Regions from separate parts of the Mus musculus genome. Here all the other regions are linked to region 2. The links are chromatin loops, found by intact Hi-C in ENCODE. Cell type or tissue: heart. All regions are shown on one strand.

The links. A loop is a pair of places that touch in the nucleus more often than their neighbours do. Peaks named below come from ENCODE experiments on the same cell type or tissue, not always from the same donor. Only the 100,000 strongest peaks of a DNase experiment are listed, where the experiment ranks them.
Region 1: a loop joins it to region 2, with 2.9 times the contacts of the local background. A loop is called at or near these places in 5 of 42 quality-filtered maps.
Region 3: a loop joins it to region 2, with 3 times the contacts of the local background. A loop is called at or near these places in 10 of 42 quality-filtered maps.

What each region holds. Positions count from the first base shown.
Region 1 is chr15:35,931,522-35,939,521 of GRCm38, reverse strand. It overlaps Cox6c (cytochrome c oxidase subunit 6C), which reads left to right and starts at 1,276. Exons shown (of 4, transcript NM_053071.2): 1 at 1,276-1,397; 2 at 2,238-2,367; 3 at 4,109-4,237; 4 at 7,425-7,546. The coding sequence starts at 2,251. The coding sequence ends at 4,222. In heart, a CTCF peak has its summit at 4,814; a DNase peak (open chromatin) is centred at 1,331; H3K4me3 peaks cover 2,025 bases; H3K27ac peaks cover 1,296 bases.
Region 2 is chr15:35,291,122-35,299,121 of GRCm38, reverse strand. Osr2 (odd-skipped related 2) reads right to left here and starts at 3,024. Exons shown (of 4, transcript NM_001368665.1): 1 at 2,655-3,024. It overlaps Gm52178 (a long non-coding RNA gene), which reads left to right and starts at 3,088. Exons shown (of 3, transcript XR_003951500.1): 1 at 3,088-4,314. In heart, a CTCF peak has its summit at 6,066 (motif pointing left); DNase peaks (open chromatin) are centred at 2,241, 2,711, 3,111 and 6,071; H3K4me3 peaks cover 4,937 bases; H3K27ac peaks cover 631 bases; H3K27me3 peaks cover 4,245 bases.
Region 3 is chr15:35,152,122-35,160,121 of GRCm38, reverse strand. It overlaps Stk3 (serine/threonine kinase 3), which reads left to right and starts at 4,316. Exons shown (of 11, transcript NM_019635.2): 1 at 4,316-4,595. The coding sequence starts at 4,570. In heart, no CTCF peak of the experiment used is centred here; a DNase peak (open chromatin) is centred at 4,291; H3K4me3 peaks cover 2,131 bases; H3K27ac peaks cover 1,412 bases.

The DNA of each region.
Region 1 (8,000 bases), 640 kb before region 2:
AGTTTAAATTACTGGGCTTAAGAGATCTATCAATCAAACATGCCTCTAACCTGTAAGCCTCACTTGCCCAAGGGCAGATAATCTCTGGAGTGCTGGGGGCTGTTACTTATGTAAGATAGTGAACTATGGTGTTTTCTCTTCTGTAAACAACCTCACTTGCCCCAACTTTACAGGATAAGCTTGATCACACACAGGTGGAGGTAGGCTGGAGGTTCATAAGGAAATACATTGGGATCTAAGCGTGCCCCTGATTGGACGAAGGTGGGAAGTACTGACCCTTTGGGGGTTGCCTTTATAAGCCTCTGACTGAGTTGTAATGTGGCGATGTATTTTGGGATTCCTAGGTATGCACCTGACAGTGTCCACTGAACTGGCCAATGCTTAATAAAGCTTGTTTTAAATTTGGTTCAAAACTTACAGTAGCCGTTTTCACTATTCTCACCGGGTGGGATTAACCGTAGCCCTGGTACTCTGATCCCGTGAACCTTTCTTTGTAACCATGGGTTCAGTTCAGTGGTTTCACACCTTCAGTTATTCTCCATATAGTGTGATGGTGCATGTGTCACTGCTCAAGCAGGGTTCCTAAGCCCTCTCAAACCCTGCATATATATAAAGTAGGCTTACTCAGCTGACTTAAGTAACACCTGTGAATCTAGTTGATGTCACTGAAGTAAGATAAACGTCCCAAGGCACGAAAAGTCATCTTTAGTCGGCTTTCCAAAAACATCCCTGTTGTTCCCGTTCACACGTTATTTTTTATTAAGAACCCGACACAAATACCCATTACGATTTGTTAAGCAGATCATTGAGTCTGGCAGTGGAGTGGGATCACATCTCTAGTTTGTTCCACAGCATCGGTTCTAAAATTACATGTTAAACTCTGAAATTGGCCTTTCTCGCTCTTTGCCAAAAACCAAGCGTTTATTGTGCCGAGGTAGTTGTAATGAAAATGCTTATTCATGTGGTTTGGGCAATCCTTTGACACAAATGTCATGTCCCCCAAGATATGCCTTTTCTCAAGGTTGGGCATTTAGAAAAAAAAAGCTCTCAGATGATGTAGTGCCTTTATAGAGTATATTATTTTTTCCCCACATGTGAAATATATACGAATTCCTTAATAAGTTCACAACACCGGACAAGATTAATATTTGTAATTTACTGAAGAAACCTTTGTAGGTAGTCAGGACTCGTTTTCAAGGTCCTGTTTAGGGAAAAAAAAAAAAAAAAAAGACATAGTGTAACTGGCATAAATTTCAGCTGTGACCGGCTGGATGCGCGCTTGAATACTTTTGGACTCCTTAGGCCACCGTCGCCGGGTCCTCCATCGACTCTTGCGCATGCGTGCTGCTGGAAGGCTCTCCGTTTCTCCGAGAACCGGGAAGGACGTTGGTGTAGAGGTGAGAATGGTGGAGAGAGAGAGGAGATTCTGGGGTTTGACAACTGCGGGTTTCTCGGCTTCTCGTGGGGGCGGCGAACTAGGATGTCTTGCACGTCACAGCCCAGTGGAGCCTCGGGCCTGCCTTCCTCGTGGGCGCGTTGCCCCCGCCGCGTCCTCAGGAGGCTGCGGGCCTGACCGGCCTGAACTCGGGCGGCCCCGCCATCTCCCCGCGTGCGCTCTTAGGGCTCCGGAGGAGCTCTGCGGAGCCTCAGGGTCTCGCTGGTGGCCGGCCGGGCCCGTTTCCCCTTGTATTTTGCCGCGGCCAGGTTGACCTTGATTGGGTCGTTTGACCTGCGGGGGCTGGTGCTCCAGTTGGATAAGGGGTGCGACCTTGGAGGGGACTCAGGCACCGAGGGGCCCCGGTGGTCGGCCTGGTGTGGGAGTAGAATTGGGAAGCTGGAGGGTCCCCGATCTGTCGCGCCTGCTCCACCGGCCCTCGGGGCGCTTGCTGGGCTCTAGTCCCACAGCTTCAGTGACCTGAGTTCTCCCCGAAGGCTTTTCTTCCTAAGGGTGAATTCTGAAAAGGCAACAGCTAGGTCGCATCTGCCTTTCTGTGGATGGGGGACACTTTTGTCATGGTTTTTGCTCATCGGTTTGTTGCTGGTTACCGCCTTGTTGCGGGTAGTGGAAATGCGTAGGAGAGGAGCGGGCAAAGATGAAGTTGCCAAAGTCATTGACCTTGCAGGAGGGGTTAGGCCGCGATTGTAGATACTAAACTACGTTGTGCATGTAGAGTTCATTCAATCACTTAACCTGTTACAAGCCTTTTTTTTTTCCCCTCCTTGTTTTACTCGCAAAGGACATTGGCTACCATGAGTTCCGGTGCGCTGTTGCCCAAACCACAGATGCGTGGTCTTCTGGCCAAGCGTCTGCGGGTTCATATTGCTGGCGCATTCATTGTGGCCCTGGGAGTTGCCGCTGCCTATAAGGTATGTGCTTTAGGTCACAAGCTGTTCGTTTAAAACATTATTTTTTAAACCTAGTTAAGAGCTGTTTAAAAAAGAAACTCTATCTTCAAGATATTTCCCTCATTTACCTTCCAAAGGCTTCAACGTAACAGAAACCCTATCTTCAAATGAAAATGCGCCACAGTCATTACAGGTTCCCTCTTCCCAGGTATCAAGGTAAAGCTGACAACCAAGAAATCTGATGTTATAATTTACTCTAAGTCTGGAGATCTGAGCACCAAGGGAATGTTGGTATACTACCCAATACAGAAGCCTTGAGGGGAAAGTGTTAGCAGTTTTAACTGCTTATCCCAGTGTCCTGGTACAAGTCCCAGGGTTGGAAGTCTAGGAGGTTTGGTGTCTGTTGGGAAAAGAAGATGGGTGTACCTAGCTCAAGAAGATTGAAAATGTGTCTTGGGGTTAACCTTTTTTTATTTGGTCCTTTTATGCATTGGGTGACCTGTTTACACTCTGAAGTGGATCACTGTTGGCCAAGTTTCTTCCAAAACCAGCCTCATAAAACTCTAGCTGTCTGAACATCATTTAGCCCTGTCATGTAGATGCTAACTTAACTATTATATATAGTGTGGGCTTCAACAGACTTTAGAGAGTGGCACTGAGGAACCTCCCTTTGGTTCTTTTATTGGATGACATTGGGATTTGAAAAGGAGGAGGAACAGTAAATTTACTTCTGTGTTGCTTCATTAGATAGCAGGATTCTGTGCATTTCTGTAGCCCCTCACCTGTGGACTAGTACGCACAGGTGTACTGTGTTCTGTGCACGATGAGTGAACCTGGGAAGATGAGCTAAACCGTGTTTTATATTCCAGACGTGGATTTGGATCACCAAATGCCAGCCGTAGCTGTGGCTATTGCTTAACCTTTGATCTATTGCTTTAACTCCACCTGGTCTCTCAAATACCATTCCTTCCCTCTGTGCTGACCATTCTGTATGTAAGACACAGCCACATGAACATAGCTCTTCCTGATCTTTTTCTTTGTGTTAGCAGTTTTATTAATAAAGGCCTTCCTTTCAAGTAATCAGCCATCATTTTGGATTCCATTCCCTAATTTGCAAAATGACTCAGTTCTTGTTTAAGTGTAAATTCCCTATAACTTTCTGGCATTTTCTTATATCTTTTAAATTTGCTTTAAACTTCTTTAAAATTCACAGTCTGCTTAAGTTGAGCCGGGATATGTTACCATGTTAACATTTCGACTGGCAATATTTATGGTTTGCTAGAAGGAAGGCTATTAGTTTATTTTGTACTATCTTTAACTTTTTGGGGGGGACGACGACGGCAGGGTTTCTTATGTTCTCTTCAAACACACCAGAAGAGGGCATCAGATCTCATTACTGATGGTTGTGAGCCACCATGTGGTTACTGGGAATTGAACTCAGGACCTCTGGAAGAAGAGTTAGTGCTCTTAACCACTGAGCCATCTCTCCAGCCCCAACTTAACACTCTTTCTACCAAACACATACACAAATGTGGACTACAACCCTACCCCAGAATAGGGTTGTCTGTCTCTAGGGTAGTAGGGAGCTTTTTGCTGTATAGTTGCCACAAGACTCTTCCTTTCATGGTGTCCCCCCTCCTTGTCTAGGAAATAAGAGGGCTCAGTAAAGACTGAGTACAAGTATCTTCTTAGTTTATTTTGTTTTTATGCATTTCTAATAATCTGAAAAGAAAGTTCTGTAACGGGCTATGCTACCTTTTAGTTTGGCGTGGCTGAGCCAAGAAAGAAGGCGTATGCAGAATTCTACAGAAATTATGATTCCATGAAAGATTTCGAAGAGATGAGGAAGGCTGGTATCTTTCAGAGTGCCAAGTGATTTCAGAATGCAAAGGTAATTACAGTTACTTTTTAGTTGTGTCTAAGAAATGTTTAACTAGTGAATTATCTTAACTGTACAGTTCTTATAAAACTGCTACTGTCTAGGAAAGAGCCGCCATGCTTTTCTTCCAGACTGACAAGTAGTTCTTTTTATGAATTAAACTACATTATTTGCTTTTCTTCTTCCCCTTTTTCTCCTTCTATGCATGGGATACATGTCAGAAAAACTTTGGAATTGCTTTTCTTTCCACCCATTATATGGGTTTGTTCCAGGGAACAAACTTGGGTTGGCAGATTAAGGCGGTGAGTGCTTTTACCCATCTAGTCGCCTTGCTGGCCCTTTGTCAGTTATTTCAGTTAGTACAGTGTTTTACTGTTGAGGCCGGCCAGCGGCTCACATGTCCGGGTTCGAGCCTGGAAAGCATCTTGAAATCTGGAAGAAAAGAGGGAATGTAGGCGGCTTGATGGAGCTAAGTCAAGAGATTCTGATCAATTTTAATATTCAGAAACTGAGGTTATAAGGAAGGGGGAGGGGCCCATTCCCGCCAAATCATCTTCAGAGTCCAGCTGTAGGTGACCACGTGTGTACTCTGGAACAGCTAGGTGGCGGTAGTAGCAGTGGGAGTGGCAGAAGGATAGGGTGGCAGGCTCCACCCCCGATGATCTCCTGGTGATAGCAGTCAACTGCTCAGCCTGTTTAAGGGCTGGGTGGGGGTACATTTTACATGTCAGTAATTCCCTCCTTTTTTTAAGGCTGAAAATACTCCATTGTATGTTGTTTCTGGGAATTGAACCTGGAGTATTGTGCATACTTGGAAAGCATTCTACAATCGACTACATCTTATTCTATATACATACATACATGTACTCATATATATGTGTATATACATGTATATATATGTGTGTGTGTGTGTGTGTAGATTTTTTTATCTTTGTTTTTTCCCTTTTAGTGGATATTTTATTTATTTACATTTCAAATGTTATCCCCTTTCCAGGTCTCCCATCTGGAAACCTCCTATCCCATCCTTTTCCCCCTGCCCCTGTGAGGGTGCTTTCCCCGACACTCACTCCCAGTGTATGTGTGTTTTTTGGTAGTGGGTTGAGATACTTTATGGTGGTTTTGATTTGCGCTTCCTAGTGATTTGTAGCTTCGAGTGTTGCATGTACTTATTGGCCACTTTGTATATTCTTTGGGTATACTGGGGATTTTCCCCTTTCATATGTATGTAGGGTGTGCGTGCGTAAGTCCAAGGTTAATATTAAGAGTACTTTCCTTTAGTATTTTCTATAGTATTGAGGCAGGATCTCAGTTGAATCCAGAGCCCTCTCATGAGGCTAGGCTGGCTAACCAGGTTACTCTTGCAATTGCAGATGAACCACCATGTCTGTCAGGCATTTATATAAATTTTGGGGATCCAAACTCTGGATTTTATTGTTATTTTTGTGCTTTAGCCACTTGGCCAGCTCTCCATCCTGGGGATTCTTTTATTCAACTCTGCTGACTATTTTTTAAATTTTACTTTAGATGAGTTGTTCCCTTATATTTCTGTCAAACAGGCCATCCCAGAATCACTGCCAAATCCAGTATCTTAAACACTTTCTTTCAAGAGTCTTAATGCTTTTTATGTCTTTGAGTCTTTCTTTTTTGCTGGTGCTGGGGATTGTATGAAGTGTATGCTTTAATTTAGCTGCACCTCTTTAGTCAGTGTTTTTCAACCTTGTGGGTCATGACCCTTTTAGGGGTTTCATATCAGATGAACCTACATACCAGGTATTTACAATTCACAACAGCAGCCAAATTATGGTTAGGAAGAAGCAATGAAAGTAGTGTTATGGTTGGGAGTCATTACAGTAGATGGAATTGTATTGAAGGGTCGTCATTAGGAAGGTTGAGCACCACTGCTCTAAAAGTCCTCCGTATTAAGATAATTTTTGTTTATGGTGTAATGGCAAGATCCAGCTTCATTCTTTAGTATACAGATAATATGTTGTCCCAAAAATATTTTTTAAAAATTGTCCTTCCCCTTTGAATGAAGGACCCTCAGATTTTTTGTTGTTGTTGTTGTTGTTGTTGTTGTTGCTTCTTGCATTAGTCTATTGAGGTAGTCTTTTGCTAACAAGAAGCTGTTTCATCTTGACTAGTTGGTTGGCCAGTGAGCTCCTAAGATTCTCCTGGTTCTGGTCCCCCAATGCTGGTGTTTTAATGCACTGTCATGCCTGACTTTATGTGGGAGCTGGGGATTTGAACTAGGATCCTTGTATAGCAAGCATCCATATTCTGAACCATCACTCAAGCCTGGTTTGTTTATCAGGGCAGTACCACAGAGGTTTCATTATATATGAGTCTTCCACCCCAACCCCCTCAGTTGAGATATTTGAGCTCCTTTGAGAATCTCTGAATTTTAGAGTGGGTTTTCTTTTTCTTTTTTTTTTGTTTTTTGTTTTTCGAGACAGGGTTTCTCTGTGTAGCCCTGGCTGTCCTGGAGCTCACTCTGTAGACCAGGCTGGCCTCGAACTCAGAAATCCGCCTGTCTCTGCCTCCCGAGTGCTGGGATTAGAGGCGTGCGCCACCACGCCCAGCGGGTTTTCTTTTTCTACAAAAAATGGTTGGGTTTTTTATAAAGATTCCATTAATCTGTAGATTGCTCTGGAGTGTATAGACATCTTACTATTGCAATATTGCAGTCTTCCAGCAGCACTTTATATCTTTGCTCAGTATTCTATTCATAAGTGTTCTATTAGTTTCAAAGTAATTATAAATAGAATTGTTTTATTTTTACTTTAGTGTATTACAATTTTATGCCCTATAACTTTGTAAAACTCATTCTAACCTTTCTGTTTCTGTGTGTATTATTAGAATTTTCTACATTATAAAATATTACCTACAGATTTTACTTCCTTTGGGTGTATTTTCTTTTTCTCAACTGATTTTTCTGATTAGGACTTTAATACTATGTTGGCAAGAATTGGCATTTTTTTTTTTTTTTTTTTTTTTTTTTTTTTTTTTTTTGCTGATTCTAAAGGAAAAGCTTTCAGTTTTTCATCAAGTGCAGGTTAGTAATAGATTCATCCGCAGTTGACTATATTGAGATGTAGTTTTTACATTTTAGAAAGTTTACAGTCTAGTAGGACTAGACTTTATGGATGGTAGTAATAAAGATTGTTTATCATTCACAAAGCTATTGTGTTTCTCTCCATAGAATTCTTTGGATTGCGCTCCAAAGAAGTTCATTGCTGACCTGCGCTCCTGAACTATGAAACATGAATATGTGTGGGCTAAGGAATAGTTTCTTTCAATAAACAGTAATTATATGGACAGTAAGTCTTTGCTTGGTTATTAATGATAATTCAGAGCCTTTAATACCTGACGCCTAATGTTCTTATAATTCTAGATAAATATTATAAAGACAACTCCTATAATTATCTGGTCCTGGCTTTGGTGTCCTGGAGTACCTATGAGCATCTGTACTTCTGGTCTTGATGTTCCAATCCTATCATTAAAATCAGCCTTTGCAGGAGGCAGAGGTAGATATGTTACTGAACCTTGAGCTGGAGGCCAGTAGAGTGAGTTTCAGGGCAGCCTGGAATACATGGTTAGATGCCAACTCATTATTTTTGGTTGTGAGCTTAGCCTTTAATGGCTGAGCTATCACTCCAGCCCAAGAGATGCCATTCTATAAAAATCTGTCCTTAGATTTCACTGCCAGTCTTTGGTATTGCTGTTGTCACCAGAAAGAAAGTTAATTGACGTACTATTAGAAAAATTATTTTTATTA
Region 2 (8,000 bases):
CAGCACCGCCTAGGGTGGCCTCCCAGGTGCAGGGTTTAGAGCTGAGAACTTCGCCAGGCAAGGAAGAAAGCCGTCCAAAGGCGTTGCTAACACCGGGACACCTGAGGTTTTGGAGTAGGCAGGGGGGCGCTAGGGCCTGCCCTACTCTCCCTGCCCACCCAATCCTTTCTGCACCGAATTTTCTGCCCCATAGCGTTTATGAAGGGTTGTTTGAGACTCTATCTGCCAGCAGGCTTAGAGGGCTGCGCTATGACACAGCGCTCTCGCAAGGTTGAAACTAGCTGCTTCCGTGGACTCCCTCCTTCCTCCACTGTTTGGAACAGTTTGGAGACAAGAGATTTATTAATGAACTGCTTCTGCCTGGTGGTATGTGGTCTGGGCGTTCAGGCTGGGAGTTAATGAGAAGTGTCTAACAGTCGGAGGGTCTCAGTCAGAGCATTCAACCGAAACTGTAAACTCCCATTAGTAATAACTTTCCCACCACACAAATCACTATTCACTGCTGTTCAGCTGCAACACTGAACCCCTCTCCTATGGTGTGTGTGTGTGTGTGTGTGTGTGTGTGTGTGTGTAGGAAGATTCTACTAACATCACTGTTTACTCTTCAATTAAAAACAATAAATTTCATCTTTATTTCCGTCTCCGTAGGTAATAAGGATTTTCCAGAAAGTCAAACCATTTTCCCCCTAGTGTCGAAAGGCAGCCTCTCTCCTGCATGGAGAGGAAATCAAAATGATTATCTGGATTTATTCTCAGTCTAGATTTCTTAGAAATAAATGCAGGAGGCAATGCATGGTTCTCAGAATAGACGGAGGTGGCAGGATGGCTCTGTTGAACAACTATACAACAGAACAACTATAAAAATTGATGATTTCTGACTCCAAATGCTCCAAGTTAACTTTGCCATAAAGGTCACAATCTTAATTCTGTCTACAGAAATCCGAGTGCCACTCTTCTCTTCCCAATGATTTATACTGCAGAAAGGAGACTTATAATTTCTGTTACTCCCAAATTGCCACTTCATAGAAAGTTTGCTTTCTTTGCAAGGAAGAGTCATCTGGTTTGAGGAAGAGCAAGCCAGTCTGCCCTCTGATATCTCTTTACAAATAGAGTGCCCTTAAACACCTACCAAACATAAATAACCAGAGAGTTCAGATTCCCACGCCCCTGTTTAGTCTCTAGCAATGTAAGTCAAATCATCGCTCAAGTCAACCCATGGAACTAAGGTACTTTCGTTTTGTTGGGGCTGCGGACTTACTCCATCTCAGGCACTAACTATGGGCCCTCTGCTGTCATCTCTCCACTAGCATGTTTCGGACCACTGGTTACCTTTAATTTTGCGAGGAAAGTTAAACCATGAAAAGTCATAAACGGTTCAATGGAGAGAAAGCTACATTTCTTTCATCGGTTTTCAATGGAATTCTCAGGCATGTTAGACGATTTGTAAAATTTAATTTCGCTGGCTGTCAGCAAAGTACATATTAATTTCAGTTTGGTAAAACTTTAAAAACACTGGAGAGCACAGGGGTCCTGATTATTTGATAAAGACTCTCCAATCGTTGGTAATAGTGATGTTACATTGAATAATAATAATAATAATAATAATATCGTTCGGCGTTATCTGCTAGACCCTGTGTATGGGCTTCTGAGTAAAATGACAGATGGATGAATGGTTATGTTCGCTGATTTTCAGTTCAAACACAGCAGAACTGTGTAAAAGCCAGAGAGCTATAGTAGAAAGAGATCTACGATCATGGTGGGGGAGGAGAATTTGGTCAAGTGGGGGGGGGGCACGAAGTTTCTGCCCCTTCCCCGTGCCTCTGCCTTCCCGAAGAGTTAATTAAATTAAGGCGCCCTCCGCATAAACTGGGTTTGTCTCCGCTCCCTCCCTCTCCATTTCATTTTCTTGTTCTGTTCAAGACTGGAATTTGTGGAGCAGAGAAAGTTGCTGTCTGCACCCAGTTTCGCTTCGAAAGCAGTCAGAACTCTTTTGTTCTCTGCTCACAGGTGGGGAGACCGATCCAGCGTTGCTGCCTCCACAAACACCTTGTCCTGCCTCCTTCCTACAACCGCGACTCCATTCCGAGCTATTTCTCGACAACCCAAGCGTCTCAGCTCCTGAGAAGCTTGCCTGTTGGCCTCTGGGCGAAGACCGGAGCAGGAGGAAAAGCAAGAGGCCAGTACACGGTTGGAAAAAATAATCACCCATGACTGGACTATTCCCCTGTGAAATGCGCCTTCGGAGTCGCTGGCTTGATTGCACCGTGTGTCCCGGCCCTTCCGTGCTGAGTGCCGGAGCTGCAGTAGGAGGAAGCGTGGATCCCGCTTTCTAGAGCAGGGGAGCAATATCACGGGGTGATGGGATCTGGCCACAAAGTACGATGATCGGCCTTTATAAATCTTGCCGAATGCGTAAATCTACCAAAACCAAACTAAGGGACAGCGCACAAAAGTACAACTGAGTGTATTAGCTGGGAGTCGCGTGCAGGGACCGGAGGAGGCCAGAACACGAGGCCCGGGACTAGGGTCCGCACGGCTGCCTTTCATTTTCTGAACTTGTAGCGCTCCAGACTGAGAACCTGGGCGCCCCTTGAGCACCCACATCCCTCCCTTCCTTTGGAAGGCTACAGCCTGGCCCTGGAAAGGACACTCACCGCCAGAACCGATGTCTGCCTGGGCAGCGCGGTTCAGACTAGGTCCGGACAGCAGGACGCACAGCTTGGAAAGGTCATGAGGTCCAAACTGGGAGAACTTCTTTTTCGGCGCGTTGTCCCGGGAACCGAGAACATGATCTGGGGGAGCGAAAGCGACAGCGGTAATTGGTCTTCGGCAGTCCGTGGAAGCGGGATGTGTAAAGAGCGAGCGTGTTGGGATGAGTGCTCAGAGCTCGCCCAGATCCCGGTGCCTGGGCCAGTTTCTGACCGCGGACTGCGGGTAAAGTCGGAGCCCGCAGCCCTGCAGGGCCATCACCCTCCGGCTGCGAGCGCGCTGAGCTCCGTCCCAGCCCGCGTCCCGCCCCAGGCTGCCCCTGGCCCGGAGTCCAAGGCTTTAGTAGCGGCCCCGCCTCCCCTCGCGGCGGGCGTCCTGCAGAGGAGCAAGGCTGCAGCGCCCAGGCTCCGCCTCCAAGCCCGGCGCCCGCTAATGGTCCACTCTGTTTACTTGTGTTTGGATAGCAACTGAGTCTTAAAGGCGCAGGTTTGCTTGAGGTTTTCCCAGTTAACCCAGACACAGAGCCCAAGGTGACTCAATTCAAACCTCACACAAAGACAACGCCCATCCCCTCTTTTTGGATGACACTTTCCTCACACCGATAGAAGTCCGACTACTGGATCTTTGCTCCCCCAAGCCCGCAGAGAAGTCCAAAGGGCATTTCGTACTTTTACTCGGTTAGCTGTCGCGTCATTTTACACATCTTAACACTTTTAATATGATCATCTGCTTCAAAGGGCCAAAGCTATCAGTTTTAGATTTTGTTTTCCAGCATATACCGCCCTTCCTCCTATGTAAAACAGTTCTGCCCATACTTTTGGTCAATTGTGACTATGTGTGTAGTCTGGTTTCCTCCCTGTTTTCAAAACGAAGTTTGTTTATGAAGGTGACAATTGACTAATTTCATAATTAGTGCAGAGACATCTGGATGTTCCGGGAGAAATTTCTTTCAATATCTAAGCTTTAATCAGCTAATGTACATTTCATAAGCAGTTAACCAACTTAGGCAAAGGAGTGGGCATCTGCAATCCATTGGCAAACAATAACCTGCCCATCTGGAATGGGTGAAGAACAATCTTTTTTAAATTTTAGGAAAAAACTATTCCAGTGCCTCAAAACGTGCATTATCTTCATTCTCAGCAAAAATTGAGTTCATTGTTCAGCCGCCAGGAAAATTGATTGAATTTGACATGTACTGTTAGGTTTCTTAGTTCTCCTAAAGGTTTAGTTTTGTGAGCGTGTAAATGAGAGGGTATTACAGTCCCTCTGGAAAAGGATGTCAGGGAACGATAAGATCCACTTGAAGCAACTTCTTTTCAGACGCAACGCGCCGCCGGAACAGAACTAAGCAAACTGTCCCTCGTCCCAAACCACTTGAGGACACTTTAGCTGGTGCTTGCAGAACCATAGATCTTTTAAAGGAACTGTACAATTCAAACGTGTTTCACCAAAAGATGCTTTTCGGTCGCCCCCTCAAAGGACAATTACAATAACCTCAACTATGTGAGGAGATGGATAGGTGTAAGCAGAAAGCTACGAGCCGAGCCGAATCGTCAAAGACCAAGCAGGAAGGCAGGCAGACACTACGGAAACGATCCCATTAAGGTAAAAGCCTTTTGTTTTATTTTTGTCAAGGTGAATATTAATTTTCGTTTCTTTGGTAAAACGTAATTCAGGACTAGCAGGCCATCTTCACCAATTGTAGGTTCGCAAGGATTAGGAAGTGAGCCTGGGACAGAGACTGGAGTGTTCAGTATCCTGTAGTGCTTAACTACTTCAGAATAAATTTGATGGACGCAGGAGAACGCCTAGGAAGAGTTGGGGGTTTAAAAAACCGTTTCTCGAGTGAGTTCCATAGGGTGCTTTCATTTTAGCGCTTGGTCTTGAGCCTCAGCTCCCAGGATGCCTGCGGTTCCCTCTTTCCAACCACCTCATTCCTTCGAACAGCCTTTCTCAATTTAGAGAACTGGAGGGAACTTTCTTTACATTCAGACCCCCCCAGGACATACACGCACCGTTGGTGACCTGAGCTTTGAGCCAGTGCTTTCTAGTTCCCTTGCACTAAAGTGGAGGCAACTTCTGCATCAGCAGGCTTCGCACCTTTGGGCCCGTGTGTATTGAGTACTGAATCTCTCGCTTTTCAAAACCGTGGAATTTCTAACCCCCCTTTCCGAAAGCTCCCTGAGCCAGCCTGTTGCTGTAAACACGTTTACCTCGCGCTTCTCAGCCTGGGAAGAACTCTAGCCCAACCCAGCCCGAGCTCCGCCGCAGCTGGAAAAAAAGGTTGGATAGATTCCGAGAATCTTTGCAGGTAGCAGCGCGGTTCTGCGGGGCCCGGCGGCCTGAGCCCTGCAGCGGGCATGGGCAGGTGCAGTAGAGCGCGCTCGGAACCGCAGCTTCTCTAGGCCGCTGGGCGGCCACCTGGGACCCGCACCGGAACTTCTCCGCGCTCAGACCTCGGGGGTGGGAGGGCGGCAAGTCCGCACGCTTTGAGAGAGCCGGCTCACCAGGTAGACAGACCTGCAATAAGCCTCGTTGCAGAAAACTGGCCCACCCGGCCACCAAACGAGCCGTGGTGTCCTGGCGTGCAGAAGCCGAGTCTGCCGCAGGCCAGCTGCACCCCCAGGTCCGAGTCTCCGCGGAGCTGTCCCAGCTCCCTGTCGGGTTTCAGCTGCCAATTTACTCATTTATCCGTGGATCGGGTCAGCTTCAGTCCTCACGGCTCTGGGCTTTCGACAACAGGGACACGCTGACCTGGAGCGGGCTGAACGGTTGCTGCCCCAACGTTTGTGGTATGGGAGGAAGGGGAAAAGGCCTAGCAGAGGAGCTGGTGTGTGTGTGTGTGTGTGTGTGTGTGTGTGTGTGTGTGTGTGTGTACACGCGCGCACAGCGCAGTCCCCAGCCCACCCAGGAGTCTGCGGGTGGAGCCAGCAGGTGTCAGACACAGACACCCTGAAGTTGACTGCGTGCTGCAGACAGCCTAAATAAATTGGACGCTTTAAAACCAAGTTATGGAAACTGTATCTTCTTCCCTAGGACCCCTCTATGAGTCGCCTTCCCTGCTTTTCTTCAGCTTCTGCGGAACAGCGACCTTTTGCTGTGTTTTTCTGCAGCCTGGATGACTTGACCATAGCTCGACTTAAAAGTGCATGCACTCCAGTCACTGAGCGGTGAAGGGGCCAGGCGAGCGGAGAGGCTTGCGAGTCTTAGACACGGAGCTGAGGGTGGAGGGACCAGGATTAAGAATTCCATCTTTTAAAAAATCGTGGCTAGGTCTCGGGCTGTCCAAAGGGACACGATGGGAAAGCGCCGGCAGGCTATAGCTCTGCAGTCCGCTAGAAGGACCGCAGCGCCCCCTGGAGGCACAGGGCGAACACTTCGTGGCATGGGTTCCAGGATGTGAGTGTGGCCTCCAGTGATCTCACTGCCTGGTTCCCTTGGCTTGAACCCGAGCCTGTTGCAGGAGAGGAAAAGTTGTGTGTGCTGTGTGCAGCAGGCTGCTAGACCGATCCTTCAGCCATGACTCCTTGCCCTGGCTATCCCAAATCAGCCCCAGATGCCCTTTGCTGGACCCTACCCACTAGAGAGAGATGAGGGGTGTATATTGGACCCAGGAGCACCCTCCTTGTCCCTATGCCCCCCACTTAGCTTCTTCCCACCGGAGTCTGCACAATACATACATACCTCTGGCAATGAGCAACAGGGACACCTGGTCACTTGGGAGCAGCTTGGGGAGACCAAATATGGAATCTCAGGGAAAGCTATGTGACCATGACCAAGCCTGGGAGGCAGACCCAGAGGTCCAGTCTGTCTCCCCGACCCACCCCCAAACCCCCAGGAGCTGGAGCAAGGCCAATCCCAGCAACCTGTCAGCAAGGTGGGAGAGGCTCAATGCTCTCCTGCTGGTCTCTTGCAAGTCTTGGGTCGGTGTGTGTGTGTGTGTGTGTGTGTGTGTACATGCATACACACGTTTGCTTGCTTGTCTCCTAATACTAAAACGATGGAAAATTCTGAAGGAAATCTTGATTTGCAGTGTGTTCCAATCCTCCTGACCTGAGCTCAGCAGCTACTCTCCTGCTCAGCAGCTACTCTCCTGCTAAGCAGCTACTCTCCTGCTAAGCAGCTACTCTCCTGCTGCTGACTTTTGTTTTTCTAAAATGGGGCAAAGACAGCCTATTTGCAGCTCCCCACATCCAGTAGGAGCAGTTATGTTTCTCAGCGGGGTCTATTAAGCATGGATTGCTCTTCTTAGGGAGGCCAAATGAATTGCCCCACCTGAGTCAGAATTGGGAACGACCCCAGAAAACTGTGTTTAAGTCCTCCAGGTGAATAGATGCAAAGTTTGAGAGTCACTGAAGTTGATCAGTTTGACACTTGGAAGCAATGGTGAAAGCTGTGCTCACTCTTCAGGCTCTCCCTTTCCCTCTCTTCCATCTTCCCCCATTTCCTTTCTTCCTTCCCTAGGGAAAATACTATCCAAACAGCTGGCCTGGACAGCTTGTTCATTCATTCAATGGTTTAGTCCTTTGGCCACTCTCTGGCTTTACTTCAAAATCCTTGGAAACCTGTTGAGAATAGCAGCGTCTGTCTCTTTGCTGGCCACCAAAATTTTAATCTAATACTAGATTCCATTTGACTTCAAAATATGTTTCTGTTGGGAACCAAGTAAACAGAACTCTCACCTCAATTTTTAGCTTCCGTGTCTCTGAGATGCTCATCAACTCCTTTTACCTAGGCAAATGCTATTCTTTTCTGTCACCAGCTCTTGGGGATTCTACTTATCTGCTGGGTACCTTTCCACACACATCTGCCCTTGCCCTGCATGCCCTCTCAGCAGTAGGTCACAGGACATGGCATAGGGTGAAACATCTTAACAGGTAGGATGAAGTATGGGTAAGGGTTTGGGCTGCTGTGTTCCAGGGCTACGGGGAGGCTGCTTATGACAACTGAAGACCCAGAGCCCGTGTCTACACATCCAGCTTTACTCGTCTTGCTGCACTGGTTCCAAACAGCTCACATTCTTCATCTTGCTGCTCCAAACTGCCTAGCCACCAGGCCACATAAGCCAGTGCACGGGTCTTCATTCTGGAACTGCTGATTTGCCACCTTCAGATTGGATCAAGTCCTTTGCCTTTCTCTAGGGAGCACAGAATGATTTTCTTCTCTTCTGGAGTACCTAAACTCTGAATATAAACAGCACGTTCTAATCTCAGGCCAAAGGGATCCACTTCCCTGCAGAGCTCAGGCTTTCTCGCTAGGACCCTGATTCCCTATCTGTTCTCATTGAGCAG
Region 3 (8,000 bases), 140 kb after region 2:
CTTCCATACTGCTGTTCATCACCAAGGAAGTCAGGACTGGAACTCAAGCAGGTCAGGAAGCAGGAGCTGATCTGATGTAGAGGCCATGGAGGGATGTTCTTTATTGGCTTCCTTCCCCTGGCTTGCTTAGCCTGCTCTCTTATAGAACGGAGACTATCAGCTCAAAAATGGTCCCACCAACAAGGGGCCTTTCCCCCTTGATCACTAATTGAGAAAATGCCTTACAGTTGTATCTCATGGAGGCATTTCCTCAACTGAAGCTCCTTTCTCTGTGATAACTCCAGCTGTGTCAAGTTGAGAGAAAACTAGCCAGTACAATTCCTACTTCATGAAAAGTCTGTTGTAACTGTCCAGCAGCTTTGGTCGAACTGGGTACCTGAAAGGGAGGCTGGAATTGAAAAAGGACGGGCAGTCAAGAGAAGGGTGAAGCCAAGACAAAGGTTTCTGATCAAGGCTCAGAGTTTAATTTTCAGCTCTGCATTTATATAGGCCAAACCCACAGACCCATCCTTTGTTTCAGTAGGATTGAGTTACAAAGCAAGTGGTCAACTCCTCAAAGCTCTTGTAGGAAATTGCAAATGCAGTGAAGCCAGGTGACTCCAGCCTGGTTGTAAAACCATAGGGGGTTTGTTTAGCTTACTCAGGGCTGGGGAAAGGGCACAATTCCCCCTTTTTTTGTTTTTTTAAAAATGAGCTGGATGGGGCCATGAGATTTACTTGTTTTCCATGATCCCATCTAGGGAATAGAGTGGCTAGGTGGCCATGCCTGTACTAGGTCCGTATCTATATTGCTCTTTTTCTTACCCATAGTGGACCATAAACATAGCTTTTGATGTATGTGTCTGGCTTAGGTCAATAGGAGCTCCAGAAGGAGGTTACCTGTCTCTGGCCACCAGTCTTCAAAAGCATACTCTTTCCCATTCAGATCAAAGCCATGAAGGACATATGAATACGCATTCAAGGCATTTCTTCATAGCGATGAATGACTGCCATAGTGAATATTATGCCCTGAGTCCACGGGAAACCCAGATGAGGCCAAGAATTTCGAAATCTGCCACAATTTGCAAGAGAGCCTTTATTTCGAGTCTGGACTCGGATCATCCGCCTCTACTGGCATGCAATAACGAGTTGGGAAAGCACTGAGTTTATATACAGTGCAGTTAGGGATTCCTTGAGTACCTAGGGTAAAGGGGAGTGGAGGCAGGGATAGCCAGCAGGGTGTAACTCAAACATGATACCATTTGGTGGGATGGAACTGAATCTGGGAGGGAGATTAAAGAGTGTCTTTTGTGGGGTTATCAAGAACTAATTTTTATGACCAGCCATAACTGTCTGTGACTTCTAATTACCTTTTTTCCTATGATTTAAATGTGGGACTTTAATCTTCTTTGAATTTGTTATTTCTCTAAGGTCCCAAGAACAGGCACCTAGAGAGCTCCGCTGTTTATCAGAGGGAGGCCTAGATTCTGGTGTTGCAGAGGCAGGGAGGCTGGCATCTGGATCCCTCAGGTGCTTTTATTAAGGGGGGTTTATGGGCAGTGCCATTCTAACTCTGGGCTGGGTTTTCTCAGAGAGGCCAGAGAGGGGAAGGGAGCCCTGGGCTTGCTGCAGGGGGACGCAGCACAGAAACCAGCTGCTTGTCACAGAAAGGAGGGGTTTCTGTGGGAAAATATGCAGAGGCAAACCATCTGTACACAACACTGGAGCCTCTTTGGTGAGGCTTCTAAGAAGCAGGGCAATTAACCACAGAGAGTTAACATCAGAAATTCGGGGGCTACAACAGTGAATAGCTGTGCTTGTTGAAAGCGATCCTGTGTGAAGGCAACCAATCTTGTCTCCAAAAGTTAAAAGCAACAAGATTAAAGTTGTCTGCTGGAATGTCCCAGGTATTTAATTCAGCTGCTAATTGGCAAAGGTCAAACACTAAGTCTGGCTACCAGGTGTATGGGGTGCCTTTGAGAATTGATAGAAAGCACTCGCTTTCCAGTAACAGAGGAGACTACACTCTAGGTTAACTCAGCTGGCTGATAGGGATTGATTTCTAGACCAGTCCATGATTGAGTCAGAATAACTGGTCACATTAAAGGAAAGAGAAGAGTCATTGTAACTTCTCTTTTTGATTAATTGTAGATGTAGGCTCTCAAGAGTTGCTAAGAAACCCCTTCTCCATTGCTTTTTTCTGATGGGTGAAATTATAGGGTGTCTTCAGAGGTATCTTGGATGAGTTTACAATCTGATAAAACCAGGAGCTATTAGAATCTATGTGAGCCATTCTCATTCAAAGCACCACAAACCCCTAGTCCCAGAGGGACAAGGGCAAGGGAGGCAAGTTGTTAGCTTGTCTTGAAAGGAACACTTTAGGTGACCTCAGTAGATGATCATCAGAAGAATAAACAAATATTCGAGTTCCTTTCTTCCTGACTTTCTCCTGCATTTATCCCCAAAGCACAAGTGGCCTGGGAAGCGCGGTACTCGTTGGCATTCACTACAGGAAGCTGGTACAGTAGGATAGGATTGCAAACCTGGATAGCAAAACCCCAGCCCAGAGCTGGATGTGTCAGGCTGTTGCTTAGGTGACAAGCAGAGAGAGAGGATGCTATGGGTTGGCTCTCAGATGACTCACATTTAGGTTGGATGACTGCCTGAGAAGAAAATGTTCAGCACAGAGCACCAATCATAAGCATATGCCGCCAACACCACTGACTGCTGTGCTTGGCTGGACTGGGATGACTTCCTGGAGGATAAAGTTGCTAAGACAAGGAACCCATTGTAAAGGATGATAAACTGAGCCCATCTTAATGTTTGATAAATTGAAAAAAAATCATGAGATGAACTTCTCAAGATGCTTTCTGCTGAAACAGGAAAAAAATGAGGTTGATGTGGAAGTTAGGAGAATGCGAGGTGGGCAGGAGAGTTTCAGTGGTGATTCCCAGTACTGACATTTTAAAAGCTGGTACTGGGGTTCAATGGTTAAGAGCACTGACTTCTGTTCCAGAGGATGTGAGTTCAATTCCCAGCAACCACATGCGGCTCACAACCATTTGTAGTGGGATCTGATGCCGTCTTCTGGTATGTCTGAGGAAAATTACAGCATACTCATATATATAAAGGCTGGCATTACTGTGTGTGTGCATGATGAGGGTGTGGAAGTGTGTGCATGTGTGAGAGAGATGTGGCAAGGGTGTGTGTGTGTGTAAGCCAAGGACAACTTTGTAAAGTCTGTTCTCTCTTTACACTTGTAGACTCATCAGGATTGTGTGGCAAGTGCCTTTGCTTACAGAACCCCCTCATGGCCCAGTATTGACATTTTAATCACTTAGTTTTTGTTATTGTTCCTATTGTCCTGAGTAGATGAAATAGATATCAAGGTGTGTGTCTTATTTAGTTTCAGTTGATACTCATTTTGACTAATATTGACTTCATACACATGGCTCCAACCTCTAAGAAAACTTTGCCCAATTCGTTTTAAAGAATATTCTAGAAAAAAAAATAAGCAAACTCATTTGTATAGTTGTGAGAAGATGTGTGTGTGTATTTTATGGTTAAATAGTAGACAAATGAATGTGTAAGGGGTCAAGTTCAATGGGGGTTAGGGCTGTCGGGGTCGGGGACCCAAGAAAAAAAGAAAGATATTCCTTTAGTATCTTTTTCCAAGCACTATAACTAGTCATGGGCTTTCCATGTTACCCAACAGGGCATCCAGCAAGACTCTGGTGTTCTAAATTTGTGCACCAAGAGATCACTGCAGTAAATATTTTCTGTCATTGGACTGTAATTATTATGCTTGTATACAATCAAAATCAACCAGAATTTCCAGAAGTATCCCAACTACTATAGTTACAAATGCCAATTGGCTTGGGGGGCAGGGGAACGTAGCTAATAATAACTAATAATTATAAACAGGACAAGAGAGGGAAGTGAGGGCAGTTTTACTTCAAACAGATTTACAAGATGATTGGCATGTATTCTTGGGGAATCCTGAGAAATGAGTCAAATCTCTAGTGGACTAGCACCCCTCCACCAGCACAGTAGCTTTTGGGTTGCCAAAGTCTCACTCTGGTAGCAAGACATCTTCTTTCTGAGCTGGGCACTCCTTTTGGTGGCCTTTCTCCACTACTCTCACCAGCGCTTGGACCCGCCCACCCTTCCCGGGCTGCGCTCCGCCCACCCTCCCTAGCCCTGCTAAGGCCCGCCCGCCTTCCAGGGCGCATCCTGTTCACTATCCCTGGCTGAGCTAGGGCCCGCCCACTCTTCTGGACCGCGCTAGGTTCCGCCCACTTTCCCGGGACACGCTCCGCCCACCCTCCCTGTCCGCGCTCCGTCCCGCCCACCCTCGCTGCGCCGGCCTCTTCCCACCAGCTCGGAGCTGCAGGCCACGGCCGAGGGGCGGGGCGGGGCGGCCGGGAGGAACCGCGTTGAGGAGCGGGAGGGAGATCCGCCGCGGAGTTACGTGAAAGTTGGTTCGAGTTTCCCGGTGTGATCCCTTGCGTTCGGCCGGCTGCTCCCGGGCTCCTTTCCTCCCTACGGCCTTCACGGTCCATTCGGCCCTTCTTTCTGCCACCGGCCGCCATGGAGCAGCCGCCGGCGTCCAAGAGGTAACGACGGCGGGAGCGGGATGAGGACGGAAGCAGCGGCGCGGGGCGGGGGCTACTAGGCCCGGCCTGCCGCCGCGACCCTGTCCCCGCCTGCTCGGCGCTGAGCGCAGCCTGGTCCAGGCGCCCACCGTTCGGCTCCGTCCCTCTGCGAGGCCAGGGACCCAGAGGGGACGCCGAGTCTCCGTGCCGACGTCTTGAGGGCCTGGTGCGCCGCAAATTGAGTGGCCCTCGCTGGGTTCCCGGCCCTTCTGGTGGCTAGGAGGGTTTGAGTAGTAAATTCCAGAAACCTGGAGATAAGGACATCAATGCACGCTTCTCTTATTCTCTCTCTCTCTCTCTCTCTCTCTCTCTCTCACACTCTCTCTCTCTCTCTCTCTCTCTCTCTCTCTCTCGATCAAGTCTTCTTAATAATATAACCATTCACTTTGTGAAGACAGATCGCTTATTTACAGTTTAAGGAATTAAGTATATTAATAGCCACGCAGAATGTAAAACATTATGGATGTGCAGCAATGACAGGTGTTTCCCCCCTCCCCCCAAAGTTCTAAAGAATTTATGGATCCAAGATAGATGGAATGTTAACTTAGAACCTCTCCCCCATATAGTTTTGCACATAAAAACAGTGATACTTTGGTATGCTATATATTGTTTATGTTTAATCATGGACATATTGGATGCATCTGTGTACAATATGTTTGAACTAATCATTTCAATCATCTTAGGAAACTAAATGTCCATTGATAAACGTTCATAATGTCTTCTCCCTGTTCTCCATGAATGAATAAAATAATTGTTTGACGCTGGGTAAAACATTTAACCTCACTTTCATTTATAATTTACAAAACTGTCTAAGAGAGTGCTATAGTGAAGATTAAAGTCTTCATGTGCTCTAATATCTAGAGATATTTAGATGTAAGGTGTTAGACTCATGAGGTGGAATCGTTAAAAAGGTAGGCACTTTGAGAACCGTTGTGAATTGTGTGATTAGACATGTGAGCCTTGGTTTCTGGAAACCATCTGTTCAGATGCAAAAAAGGGGAGGATGTGGACAGTTTCCCAGAAGGGACAGGCTATCCTTCTGGGCCCTGGAAGCAAGTCAGTTGTTAGATTCTAGCATGTTATTGGTGTCTTTCCTCTGGTAGTCCCTGGATACTCGCCTTCCCCACAATAACAGAAGAAAACCTGAAACTTTTTTTTCTTTCTGTTTTGGAAGGGCAGTAAAGGGGAGATCTTTGAGACTATGGCATAGGCCAGCTGGAATGACTGAATTGAAATAAAAGATCTGTGCTGGTTGGCTGTACTGTAAATTATCAGTTTCATTATAGCTGTAAGAAAATGCCTGCACTTGACATTAGTGAACCTGGACAATCAGAAGTTGTGGGTGACAATTCCATCGTGACTTATACTTTACAAAGCCATGCTTGCACATAAAACTTTACATTTTAAATTTCCATTTCTTCAAAGACTCATTTTAATCTAGAAATGCAATTCTTTTAGTTCTTTTGTTTTTCCCCTCATATGTTGTGCAGTGTGGCTTGAGTGCCTGGGTTTAAGAGCTCCTTCTGCCTTTGACTCAGGAATAGTTGGGACTAGGATATAGTTCCTGTGCAGGAAGGGATTGTTTTTAAAATTCCATTTTGTTGATTTGGTATCCCTGCCCTCCACCTCATGTGTGTGTGTTTCTGTAAACCCAGGCCATGACGTGTGTGTAAGTCAGCACAGCTTACAGGAGTTGTTTCTCTCCTTTCACTGAGTTCTGGGGCTTAAACTCAGGTGATCTGGCTTGGTGGCCGGTGTCTTTATCTAGTGCGTTATCTTGGTGTCCCAACAAGAAGACATTTGCAATAAGCAAAAGATACAGACTGCTAATCTTTTATATCTTAGTATCTCAGTGTTTTATTTTATAGCATTTCCAAATTAATAGTGTTTATCCTCACAACAACTCTATGCAGTAGGTTGCATTAGAAAAAGATTATAAAATCTCATTTTATAGATGAAGAGACTAGGAATTCACCAAATTGAAGCTTGTGTGTTACTGACAGTGAGTTTCTGTGTAGCCTCTTTGACCTTTGTTGTCTATCATGAAGCATAACTACCATTTTTGAAATCTTATTGTTTGCTAGGAAGTTTACTCATTGTGACTTAATGTTGGGCTTTTGTTCTCAGAGCCTCATTAGGTATTTTGTTCTGCTGTTTAGAAGGCTCATGAACCCTCATCTGCATGGTCTATCTGAAACATTTTTATGTGATAAGATTGCTACATACCCTGCTTTGGGTATTCACTTTTGGAAATAATAATCCTGGCCCTACCACTTCCTATGCTAGTTCTAAATGTAAATGTCTTCACCTGTAAACTGTATCATGGGAATGAAATGGGCTCATGTGAAGTGCTTCACAGCATGTTCAGTTCAGCGTGGTAGCTTGTATTTTATTTATAAGTGAACTCAGAGCACCAGATGTGATGGGCTGCAAAAGTGGTATATTCCTTTATTATGTAGAGTGGTGCCGTTTATAATTCTATCACATAGTGGTCATTGTTTCTACACCTTCTGGATCCCTCTGCTCACCATTTCTAATCTCAGTAGGAATGCCGGGAGTATCACTGTCTTAGTATTTCAGAAGCATTTCCATGGCAGAGCTGGGCTGTTCTCGTCTGAGCCAGTATGATTAGTTGCTGCTCTTAGTTGACGGTTTGATTTTTTTTTTTTTTTTCATGTGGGGCTAGTCCTTCCTCCTTTTATTTAGTTTCCCATTAGGTCCCAGAAAATTTTCTATTAACAAGTTTGTGGGTTCACTTTTTGTTTCCCCTTCTCATTTTTAAGATGACTACTATATTTCAGAGGGACTAACACACTTGAGTTGCAGCAGTGCCTCCCAGCTGGGCACTTCCGTGTTGCACTTTTCAAAAACTGTTTGACAGTGGAAGGGCTGTGCTTTGAAGTAGTGGCAGGGTATGGGGCCTGGCTTCTAGACGCTTGTCCCTTTGCTGTCTTGCAGAACCAGGACTCCATAGAACACAGTTGGCTTTACTTTTCCTGCATGTAGTTTCCAGTTTATTTTGCTAAAATATCATTCCAGGTTTGGCTTTTCCCCTCTGTTAGATATCCAGTCTGTGGTCTCCTCCCAGCTCATTCTGTTACTATCTGACAAGATGAAGCCTTTATTTGGGCTGTAGGGCAGGGGCTTGCCTAGTTTTGCTTTGATCTGTGCCGTTCCTTTAAAAAAGTTTGTGTCAGCTTACTATGCTGGTGCATGCCTGTAATCCTAGTCCATAGGCTGAGAAGGGAAGATCACTATAGATTTGAGGGCAGCCTTGGCTACATGCAGTATAGTCCAGGCTAGCTTGGATTATAGAGAAAGATACTGTCTCAAAGGGGAGGGAGGTTGGGGGGGGGCAGGAGGGAA